2 separate regions of the Mus musculus genome follow, and region 2 is linked to region 1. A link is a contact called in ENCODE Hi-C or POLR2A ChIA-PET data. All regions are on one chromosome and are shown on one strand. Each heading gives the region's core, a stretch centred on a gene start or an enhancer-like site at or near the end of the contact. The rest is flanking DNA. Distances are from core to core; before and after follow the strand shown.

Region 1 (5,896 bases), core at 1,374-3,873:
CACATTCCTTCATTAAACTTGGACTTATAAAATGAATAAGCCTAGCAACTTCAACTTTTAAAATTTGGAGTTAAATCTCATGTCAGCAGTTCTTCCAAAGAACTATTTTGTAATAAAGAACAAGAACAACAACAACAACCAAAAACAAAGCAAACAACCCCAAACTGATGTTTTGGAAAGGAGCCCATTTTGAAAGTTAGTTTATGTCATTGGATAAATTCGGAGACCTGGTAGTAAATTTCTAGTGAATTTAGGATTAATCAATAAAGTCTGATCGATTGAGGCAAATTTAAGCCAAATTTTTCTGTCCAAGTAATGGCAGTTAAGAATGCAGAAACAAGTTAGTGAAGAGCCCTGGGACGGACAGAGTTGTGGAATGAAGCCAACACATTAGATGATTTGTTCTTGTTCATTTGCTTTTATGTTCAATGGATTTTTATGTGTGTAGACAGAGTCCTTTTTTTTTCTAACAAGCATTTTTTTTTAAAATCTGGATGATGGGAAACAACAGTGACAGAAGATGAAGATCGAAACAAATTAAGACTTTTGCAGAAATAAAATCACAAGATGTTGCTGGCTTGGCCTGCAGTGGTGATGTTACAGATCATAAATGGTCAGATAAGATTCTGAAGTTGTACAGATAGAATTTGATTGTAGGGTTTGGTAGAAAAATGTTAATGTTTGGGGGAAATTGCAGAGACTTTAAGAGATTAAAAAATGAAAGTATAAATAGTTTAGTATGAATTAGGGAAAGGTATGTTGAAATTTTGGTGTTGGTAGGATGAGGAGTCAAGCAGAAACTAAGGATCAACGTGCAAGAGGACTCTTAGGAGAGTGGTGTGTGGAAACCTCCTTAAAAGGCTCGCATTCCACACTCATGTTGCTCCCTTTGCCTTGATAGTTTATTTCCAAATTAAAATGTACTCTGGGGGAATGAGCACCTGTGATATCCGTGGCTGATAATGCAGAAGCTTGCCTAAGAAGTGATTTTGGAAAAGACTAACACAAAAGGAGGGGCACACAAGTTGCAGAAGTCTGCTTTTATTCTGGAGAGAATGGGATAGAAACACTGTTTTGTTTCATATGTGTCCTTTCCTTTTTAAAATGGAATGTGTCTGTAGATGGAGTGGTCCAGTAAAGAGAAAATTGTACTGCCCTAAGTGACAACGCTGTTATAGGTAGTTTTAATGTAAACTCTTGGTTCTTCTTGGACAGTCACTATTCCTAGGAATGTCAAACAGTATGCACTTAGTGTTGGTTAGTAGGCCTATTTTTTTCTAAGATTTACTTATTATTATATGTAAGTAGCTGACTTCAGACACACCAGAAGAGGTAATCAGATCTCATTATGGGTGGTTGTGAGCCACCATGTGGTTGCTGGGATTTGAACTTAGGACCTTCAGAAGAGCAGTCAGCGCTCTTACCCGTTGAGCCATCTCACCAGCCCCCCTAGTAGGCCCATTTTTATTAGTGTTAGGGGAATGGTAAGTATACAGTCGGTTCTGGGAAAACTTATATCCTGTGGTGAAACAGCGACAGCAGCACAAACTTTAACGAATTCCAATTACAGACAATAAATGTAAAAAACAAAACAAAAAAAAAAAAAAAACAAAACTCCCCATCCCCAGCTGTTGGTAATTATGCTCGATGGTACATTGAATAATTAAGAGGTGGTAGAAAAAAAGTCAGTTATAATGGGTGTTTATAAACTTGGTAAGGAAGAAAATTTAGACTGTGTTGGGGGTACAGTAGGTTATGAAGAAAAAAGTACCCCAAGATTTGAAGGAATTAAGCATTACCAGTTTTTATTCACGCAACACTGTGGAACCCGTTTATCATTAGCTTTTACCTGAAATGGCAATGAAGTCGTTTCTGAGTTTGCAAAAGGGTGGAAAGACATTTGTATTGTTGAGTAGATTATTTTTACTTGTACATTAGTGTGCAGAAGAATAAAGGCAGTTGTAAGGAGGAATAGTTATGCAAGACTGATGCAAAATGCTAACAGCCTATCTGTAAAATACGCGCACTTCTGACAGCTCCATCCAGGAGTGAAATGTGCTGCGGATCTGAGAAAGCACGACACAGTCGATATTTGTGTTGAACGTGGATTTAAAAATGTATTCCCCTCTTTTCAGCGTTTTCCCAGACTCAATAACGAAGTCAGCCAGTTCCAGTCTGGGGACACAGGAAGAGCTTCCAGCACAAGGAGTTTAGCAGAAGATCCACAGGTTGGCATACCTGTGGATGCCAACATCGGTCGTTCCTATATGATCTCAGCACAAAGACTAACGCCTCCCACTTTCATCTGTGGAAGACAAACCCTAAAACTGGACTCTATCCGTATTAAGAGGAGCTTTTGAATATTTAAGCTTGTACGACGTAGCTTTGACATCCATTGTTCCTTCAGACTGTAAACAATGGCTCAAAGCCTTCTCACAAGACAAGCTACTTTCCGGGTAGTCTGGTTGTCCACTGACTTCACCAGAGCGTATGAAGAGGGCTGCAAGACTTCACGCCTCTCCATTGCGGGTGGCGTTTGCTTTCCATTGTGATTCTGGGTCCGGCGGCAGGCGCGGCAGGGCGGAGCCAAGTGGTAAGGATAGCTTCGGAGGTCCGGAGGCTAGACGGGCCGCTGCGAGAAGTCGCTCTGGCTCGCCTTCCGCTCTCTATGGTCGGGAGCGCGAGCCCCTCCTCTTCCCGGAACGAGCCCTCTTGCTCGACGCGCGCGCAGCGCTAGGAGGGAGTTCCGTTTCCGGTCTGGTGGCTTTCGATTTTTGGCGTTCAGTAGTCGCGGTTGGTGGGTAACAACCGAGCCAAGATGTTGCGGAATCTGCTGGTAGGTAGCTTTGGGGGTTTGGCTGGTACTGGAGTGTCGGGGCGGAGGGTCAGGCATCCTGACAGAAAGGCGTGCTGGAAATGTGGCAGAAGACAGCAGCCGGAGTCACCTTGGCCGCGCGTCCTTTTCCCTGACCTTCCGTCCACTCGCCCCTGGCTGTTTCTGGGTAGTCGTAGAGGGAAGAGCAGGATCGCATTTGGTTCTTGGTCACTACAGCTTACCGTTGCTTATGGCTATGACTGTAGCTCTGACGTAGGCTCCAGTGGGGGGATCTTGGACACCTGGAAAACCTAGGTGGAAGGTGGCTTTTTGTTGTCATTTTGTTTTGTATCATAGTGAAAAGATAAAATTTTACCTGATTCAAAGAAGTAAGCCAAAGAACTAAATTGTACAGTTTTAGTTGGGATTTAATGGGTTTCATGATTGAAGTGTAATGACGATTCAGAATTACCTTTAACACTTGGTGAATATTTCTCCAAAATTTAAAAAGGTGTGTTTTGATTTTATTTTGTAATCGTTTAACACAATTAAGACTTAACACCAATTACATTTTTCTTAGATGTCCAGGAGTGTTCTAGCATGTGCCCTCCACTGCAAAGTAATTTTTCAGTGCCTTGGCTATCCTGGAACTAAATCTGTAGACTAGCATGGCCTCTGCCTCCCTAGTGCTGCGATTAAAGTCTTGAGCCTCCACTACCCTGCCAGGAATAGATTTTTGACATAGGCAAATATTAAATGAAAATGTTAGAACTTATAAGATGTCTATATCATTTATTTTTCTGTATATCAGCATGTTTTGTTCTATAAAATACTACTGATTAATTTCAGGCACAGGTTATATATAGGTCATGGTTTCTGAAGACTATGATATGTAACATGAAGCACAGAGCAGAGAATAGACAACATGTAGAAAATCTGGATGCTAGTCTTGGATAGTACTGACAAGTTCGATAATGCTTTAAATCTCAGCTTCCTTTCAGTGTGAAGGGTTGGAAGTTGCCTTTACAGGTTTCTTTGGACTCTTAGGTCTTGTTCGATGCATGTGAATTTTCTGTTTCAGGCCCTTCGTCAGATTGCCCAGAGGACCATCAGCACCACTTCACGAAGGCATTTTGAAAACAAGGTTCCAGAGAAACAAAAGCTGTTTCAGGTACTGAAGTGTTCTATGTGATTGTTAATTGTAACAGAGCTGGCACGGTAGAGTAAGTCCAGAGGATCTGCTTCTTAGAGGCTCTCAAGGTTTTTTTTTTTTTTTTTTTTTTTTTTTTATCGTAAGGAGGATTATTTGCTGTGTCTAAGAGGTGCTCAGGGAGGTGGGAAAAATGCAGAAGCCAGTGAATTGTGTGTGTGATTTGATGAATTGGTAATCTTTGGGGGAATAATTGCATAAACCATAAAAAAGAGTCCAGAAACAAAAAATAAGCAGGAATTGTTACAGGGTGTAGCATACCTGCAGGGAAGAGTACAGTAAATAATTTTAAGTGGGGAAGGCTTCTAAGGAAACATCAAAAGACACCCCCCCCCCCCAGGAGAACAACCAAGATCTAAAAATACACGCTTTATTGCTGAAGGAGAAGAAACAGATGTGCAGCTTAGGTATGGTTGTGTCACTGGTACTCAAAGAATTGCAGATTTGTAAGAAATGTATGATCTCACTATAGCTGTCAGGGCGCGAGATGAAGATTTCTGTGGAATGTGGCAGGCATTGCAGTTCTGACTGACACTTAGTTAGCCTTGTATTCTGCTCCTGCCCTAACTCCTGCATCCTAGCTAGTGGATTGGAAGCTGCAGAGGTTTGGAGAATGCCATTTCATGGGGACAGAATATGATTTCTCTGGCTATCGAGATGGAGGACCACTGCTGGCCCCATGCACTGGTGGAACAGAAGTTCTGCCATGTGCTCTTGCCTTCAAAGCTATGAAGCCCCTTTCTGGACACAAATTTTTTATATACCAGCTTGACCGTGTCAGTGTCACCAAGAGATGGTTGTGACCCTGTCATTATCTTTTCGGTTTTGTAGATTTAAGGCTATTCTGCCCTGACTTTAAATGTTCTTAGAATCAAAAAAACAAACAAACAAAAAAACCAAAACTGTAGCTTCTCTGGCAGTTATTGGAGCAGTCTTTTCAGAGCAAACAGAAATGAGTGGTAACCTCACTCCTTGCCATATAAGTAGAAATATTTAAAATAGAATGTTTGCCAGGTATGGGAGAAAGATAGCATCAGTCACAGGCTTTTTACAAGCTGAGCAGTGTATGCATTAGAGACAGAAGTTTAGCTGGTACTGGAAATACTGTAAACAAGTCTATTAGTTAAGAAGCCTTCTCTCAGATACTTGTGTAGACTCTGTGCATGAGCATAAGGAACTTGAAAAAGGATTTTAACCCAACCTATAAATTATTGGAGGGTTGAGTAATGTAGTTCAGACATTCTTTTTTTCCCGATAGAATATTATGTACTCATTGAAGAGAGAATTAAAACAGAGTATAAATGTCTAACATCATTACATAGCACAGTGCCGTTTTGTATATTAGTACATATAAGGTAAAAGAATTGGTAAATAATAAGCATTAACAGTAGAGATGTATGCCATAACTGTTTTGGGTGGTATGTCTTGAAGAGAGGCCCTGCAGATTGGAACAGTTTTATTGTGCTGTATAATTTTTCCCTATGCAAAATTTCAAGTAGTAAAGTATTATATATGCTACATAAAAACAAGATTCTTAAGTGGATATAAGATGATAGACTAGTAGCCTGGCGTGGTGGCTCACACCTTTAATTCTAGTACTCAGGAGGCAGAAGCAGGCGAATTTCTGAGTTTGAGGCCAGCCTGGTCTACAAAGTGAGTTCCAGGACAGCCAGGGCTACGCAGAGAAACCCTGTCTCGAAAAACAAAACAAACAAAAAAGATGATAGACTAGTGTTATAAGTCAGAGCCCCCGGCCCCATTTGGTAAGGGGAAAAAAATCTTCCTGGAGATTGACTGGCCAGTATCTTATATTTACATTGTTGAATTCAAGGAATATATTTTATTGCTCTGGTTTGTCCTCAAAAACACCT
Region 2 (6,013 bases), core at 3,079-5,578, 34 kb before region 1:
ACCCAAATTCAAAGCACTGGAGACATTTGTTGCTATGGTGATATAACCTGCTACACCCATGCTTAAGAACAACTTGGTCACCCAGGGTAATGTAGAGTGTTAATGCATGTAGCATAAGTCTCCTTTGGTTAGCATTCTATTTTCTCTTGAATGGGGACTCTCTTCCCTACAGCTTAGTGTTTGACATCATAGAAGGGCCTCATACAACCCCTGTAGACTCATAGAGCAAAGACCTCACGGTTTCCATGGTTGGTTGCCAAGTGGTCTCTTCCACCAAAATGTGAATCCACTGAGAGTCACCAGGTAAACTCCAGATTGACTCTGTTTTATGTCCTAAGCCTTTTGCCAAGTGTTGGACCTTTAGAAATGAAGAAAAGTCTCTGGTCTTGAGCTCTATCTAGTAAGACAGATAGATGGAAGTAGGTATCTTTCAGTACTAGATGGTAAGGGCAGGGGTGGAGGTAGGTGGAGGTCCCCTTGAGCTCAGATGAATTAGGAGTTATTTTAAAATAATTTCAGAGGAAACAGTAACTCAACCAAAAAAATATATACTTCCCACTGTTAGGACGTCTAACAATCTAAAACATATCAAAATGGAAAAAATGTTAAGTTTACGTCAAAAACTGGTCTGCCGTGAGAGAACATTTTTAAAGGTATGATTTTTTTCTGCCCCTATGATTTTCATAGAATAAGCTAAGCCTCTTTCTTTTCCCATCCCACTCTCCTTTAAATAATTAATTTCTCTGTTATGCCTGTAACAGATGTCAGCTGGCTGTCAACCTAGAGATGGCACTATTTTTGAGGCTAAGCTTTTATCTATAATTGATGAGCCCTTGGGGATATAATTAACTGAGAGACCCTAAGCAACAGAAGATGTGGATTCTGAGGTCCCACTGGGGGTATATTCTTTCATTTAGAGAAATGAAACCTTATTCTTAAAACTAAGTTAGTAGGCTGTCTCCTCGAATTTCTGGAAGTTGGTGTCATTGTCCTTCCTTGAAATATCTTGTTTGACTAGTACTTCTGATTGTTGACTGGTTACACAAGAGCCCGCAACAGCAGTGACTTCAGGCCAATCAGACGAACTCTCACTCAGTGTGAGGATGAAAGGTCTCTTAAATGTTCAACTTTAAGAGTTAATAAGCACTCTACGGGAAAACCAGGGAAAGGGTTTCTTTTGTTTGTTTTTGTTCTTATTTTTAAGTCAAGATTCCATGCAGTCAGGCTGACGTTGGTTTCCTGCCCCTGCCTCTCAAGTGCTGGATTTTTGAGTGTGCATCATCATGACCAGCTACCGAGGAGGTTTGCTTGTTTTTTGTTTTTATTTTTCCAGGCAGGGTTTTTCTGTGTAGTCCTGGCTATCCTGAAAGACATAGGCTACCACCACTTGGCTAACAAAAGATTAATGTTTAATTTTTTTAGTTTTAAAACCCAGTTTAGATGACTCTCTGGTGTAATAAATAATTTAGGAGACTAAATGTATCACACAAAGTCTACATGGCCCTTCTAAAAATCATTAGGTGTGCCTTAAATATTATTCCACTGAAGTCTCTAACTGAATGGGAGTGGAACAAAAGGATACTGAAAAGTATTCAAATTATTAAGGACTTTCTCTCAGCACATCTTAATCCCAGAACTCAGGAGATTGAGGCAGATTAATCTCTGAATTTTTAGAGCCTGATCCACAGAGTTTCAGGACAGCCAGGGCTACACAAAGAAACTACGTCTTGGGTGAGGGTATGTTCTAAGAACTGTGGCTCTCAGGTTTAACTTTCCTAGGCAATATTAAGCTGTAGACTCAAACAAACCCTTGGGTATGCTTAGATGATAGAGAACTAAAGCAGCTTGAGGTACTGAAGGAGCCTGACATACAAACCTGTGTGAACTTTGGCCAAATAGTAAAACAACTGTTTTAGGTTTCTTTTCTCCATTCCTTAATTTATCAAAGTTCTTCTTCTTCTCCTTCTCCTTCTCCTTCTTCTTCCTTTCTGACATAGTGGCATAATGTAGTAACTGAACTAAAAAATGAAAACTATATGAAACATACATTTCAGATTATTGATCTGATAGCATTAAGAAATGTCACACAAGGCTGGGTGTGGTGGTGCACACCTTTAATCCCAGCACTCAGGAGGCAGAGGCAGGCAGATTTCTGAGTTCGAGGCCAGCCTGGTCTACAGAGTAAGTTCCAGGACAGCCAGGGCTACACAGAGAAAACCTGTCTCGAAAAACAAAAACAAAAACAAATAAACAAACAAACAAAAAGGATACCTTTTGAGACAAGGACTTATTGTGTAGCTCTGGCTGTCCTGGAATTCACATAGACCAGACTGGCCTTGAATTCACAGAAATCTGTCTGCCTCCGCCTCTGGAGTGCTGGGAGGAAATGTGTGTAATCATCACCCAGTCCCCAGTGAAGTTTTTAGTAAAACTGAGACAGTTAATCTTTGCTCTGAGCAAACCAAAGGAAACAGGAAGTAGGTAAGCACACCAAGAACCATCAGATCACTGCTCCTGCAACAACAGCAACAAAGCTTTAAAGCAAACTAAGGTGTCTTGCAGCATCCTGGAGAGGTCCCAGAAACTTGTGGATACAACCTCAGGTGCTCAAATCTCTTATACAAAATGCAGCTCTTGTAAATGACCTATGTATCTCCCCCACACCCTTCAAACTGTCTCCTGATTATATTATTTATACTGCTTAGTACAATGGAAATAACCACTTAAAAGATAATGATGAGAAATTGTCTCCGTGTTTACTAGCTCAGAAGCAATTTTTTCCCCTGAATATTTTCAATTGTATGTTGAAGGTTCAGTTGTAGCACTATTTAAACCGAGTTCTAGAGTAGAAATAAAGGAACTAACACATCTAACTGTGATAATCTAAACAGGAGTGGGGAAAAAGAAAGAAAAAGGACTCCATGATTATCCCCAACACTGTGATGAACATTTTACCCAACAGAACGTTTAAGACAACAGGCTAAGCCTCTCTATGACAGACTCTTTTCCATTTGAATGGGGTTGAAGGTAAACTTAGGCTGCTAAAGCAAGATACAAACCTAAGGATTCTAGAGGCCTTAAGAATTTGAGATCAGCTAGGCTGTGGTGGCCCAGGCCTTTAATTACAACACCCAGGAGGCAAGAGGATTTATACAAGTTTGAGGGGAGCCTGGTCTACACAGAGAAACCCTGTCTGGAAAACCCGGGGCCGGGAAATCCAAGATCACAGAAGAACATACTGGAGCAAGTCAAAACTGTAGACAAAGACTTTTTAAAAGTAGGTACTGTCAGATAGTCTGGATTTCAAACACAATTTCAAAATGTAGATGCTATATAATCATTTTTTTTGTAAATTTGCAAAATTACACACTTATAAAAGAAAATTTGTAAAATATAGAAAAGAAAAAATCCTGCCTACAGTCAATCAATGGAGGTTAGCATCTTACGCTTTATAGTTGAATTCTACACTTTGTATTCTCTGTACTGCTTTGGTGTCTTTGAGTTACTAATTATTGTTTATTTATTGAGACAGGTTCTCTATGGATTTCCTGCTGGCCTCTTAAGTAGCTCAGACTGGCCTTGTAATTTCAATTACTCTGCCTTTACCTTTCAAGGGCTGACATTACACATAGTCTCAACGAGAATTTCCTTGGCAGGTTAAAACTAATACCCCTTTTTAAACAAGTGGTATTATGTTCTGGTTTTTGATTACCAAGTTTAAAAAAAAAGAATCACTGTCATGTTTTACAATAACCTTCCCAAACCAATGTGAAGTAGACAGAAAAATAAATGAAAATCGATCAGAAGCGAGGGATTAGGGCTAAACTAGGTTGCATCATCATCATCATCATCATTATTATTATTATTATATCAAATGGGTCGCATGTTATACCTCACTTAAATTCATAGAGGCACACTGAGTGGCGAGTTAAAATTCAATAGGGATCTGCATCCTTTTAAACATGTGGACTCCAGGACGCTACAACTCCCTTCAGAAGAGGCGTAGGCGTCATAAGAAAAGTCAACCCGGCGCCGAAATTACAGGTAGCCCAGGTCACCGAGTCCGACCTGACGGCTCCAGAAGTCTCCATGATAACCACAACAGGAAGTGTGCGCCAACAGAAGCGTCCTCCCGGGGAAGCGAAGACGCTACCGTCCTAGTGCGCAGACGTCGCTCCGGGCCGCGCATGCGCTCACGTAGCCGCGCGCCCGGCCTAAAGCCCTCACTTTGTCGTCACAGGGCAGATGATCAGGGTGCGTCCGTCTTTTTCCTCCCCCTTCCATCCTCCTCCCCCTCCCCTCCCCTCGTCCCTCAATCATCTCCCCATTTCCTCTCTCTCCCTCCCTGGGGCGTCTCCTAAAGACGCCCGCTTCCGGTCAGCGGCCGGCCGCAGAAGCGTGTCCCGCCTCTTCCGCCTCCCCGGTGGCGGCGCGGGTGGCGGAGGCGGTAGCGGCAGCGGTGACTGCGCGTCTCCTGTCAGGGTCGGCGGCACGCAAGTCCCCTGGGCGGCCCAGCTGGACGTGGCCGAGCCGAAGCCCGGGGGCCGATGGCGATGAACTATAGCGCGAAGGATGAGGTGGACGGCGGGCCCGCGGGTCCTCCCGGGGGCGCCGCCAAGACCCGGAGGCCGGATAACACGGCCTTCAAACAGCAACGGCTACCCGCCTGGCAGCCCATCCTCACGGCCGGCACGGTGCTGCCCACCTTCTTCATCATCGGCCTCATCTTCATCCCCATCGGCATCGGCATCTTCGTCACCTCCAACAACATCCGTGAGATCGAGGTGAGGGAGGGGCGTGGCAGTGATCCCCCGGCTCCCAGAAGGTGACAGGCGGGCCCCGCCCTCTGGTGCCTTCTCGGTTTCTTCTGTGGCTTTTCTGAGTTTGCAGTTTTGTGGGCTCGCTTCCTTTGGCTCTCGGTTTACCTGGCTGGAAATGGAATGAATACAGCTAGAATGTCGGGTGGACGAGACTTTTTTTGGAGGCGCTTTGCGTGGGTTTCCGAGAGGTAGAGTGAATGTCTTTTAGGAGGAGATAAGAGGAAAAAGAGTTAGATTTACGTGTTTAACTCTGAGGCAACTCACAGGGGCAGACTGTTGTTATTTGGGCGGGGGTTATTCTGGGACACAGAGATTAACAAATTGGTTGGGTGTAGGACCCGGAGTCAATAAAGGTATTGATTCTTCTGTGAAGAAATTAAGTCATACAGAGCGCACACAAGTAACTTTGATTTTGAGCTAATTAGATATTTTTAGTTGTTGGCCACGATATAGTTAAAGGCATGAAACTTCAGTTCTGGTTTGTTTTTAGGCGGTATTCATTTCTAATTATGCCCCACAGTGGTCCTAATTCCTCCTGCTTGATTTTTAAAATATGCATATCAATGATTCCACACGAAATAAGTTGGAAACTAGCTATAAACGATTTCACTGGCATTACTTTTTTTTTTTTGGAATATCCTACTTAGATGTGATAGAAACACTCTACTGAGGGAAACATTTTGATTTGTGTTGGTGCAGTAATCACTGCATTTTTATCCGTCCGCATCAGTAAAGATGGGTTTATAGCAGGATGTGAGTACTGTGTGGCGGACAGTATTGGACGTCCACAAGTCCTCCATCAAATTAAGGGAGTTTTCATCTGTTTGAACTGGCAAGATCGATGTTGAGTAACCTTGCTTTCTTCTGTTGTAAAGATATATTTTTGTGTACTTAATTTAAAAATAAATACTACATTTAATTGGACGTCCCCAGTCATTTTAGCTAGGGACTTTGGTGACTTTGTTCAGTTTACTAAAGTAAGCTGGTTTATATATATATATATATATATATATATATATATACATACATACACACACACACACATATATATATATATTTTAACTGCACAGTGCTTCAGTATTAATGACAGTAAGAATAGTATCTAGAGTGTATTTTAAAAATCTTTTATTAAATTTTATTTTGACTAGAGCAAGCTCACAGCGTATGTTTTTGGTATATATTTTATCTTCGTG

The links. A loop is a pair of places that touch in the nucleus more often than their neighbours do. ChIA-PET counts read pairs that join two places held with the same protein, here RNA polymerase II (POLR2A).
Region 2: a loop to region 1 is called in a map of heart, with 6 times the contacts of the local background. The contact joins the promoter of Tmem30a here to the promoter of Cox7a2 in region 1. A Hi-C loop is called at or near these places in 12 of 37 maps with a recorded cell type or tissue (T-helper 2 cell, adrenal gland, gastrocnemius and 3 more). POLR2A ChIA-PET finds 5 or more read pairs at or near these places in 3 of 5 experiments (Patski and embryonic stem cell).

What each region holds. Positions count from the first base shown.
Region 1 is chr9:79,756,580-79,762,475 of GRCm38, reverse strand. It overlaps Cox7a2 (cytochrome c oxidase subunit 7A2), which reads left to right and starts at 2,623. Exons shown (of 4, transcript NM_009945.3): 1 at 2,623-2,836; 2 at 3,897-3,986. The coding sequence starts at 2,819. It also overlaps the pseudogene Gm51685.
Region 2 is chr9:79,791,745-79,797,757 of GRCm38, reverse strand. Tmem30a (transmembrane protein 30A) reads left to right here and starts at 4,328. Exons shown (of 7, transcript NM_133718.4): 1 at 4,328-4,784. The coding sequence starts at 4,548. 4930429F24Rik (RIKEN cDNA 4930429F24 gene) reads right to left here and starts at 4,117. Exons shown (of 3, transcript NR_040734.1): 1 at 3,893-4,117; 2 at 1,873-2,018.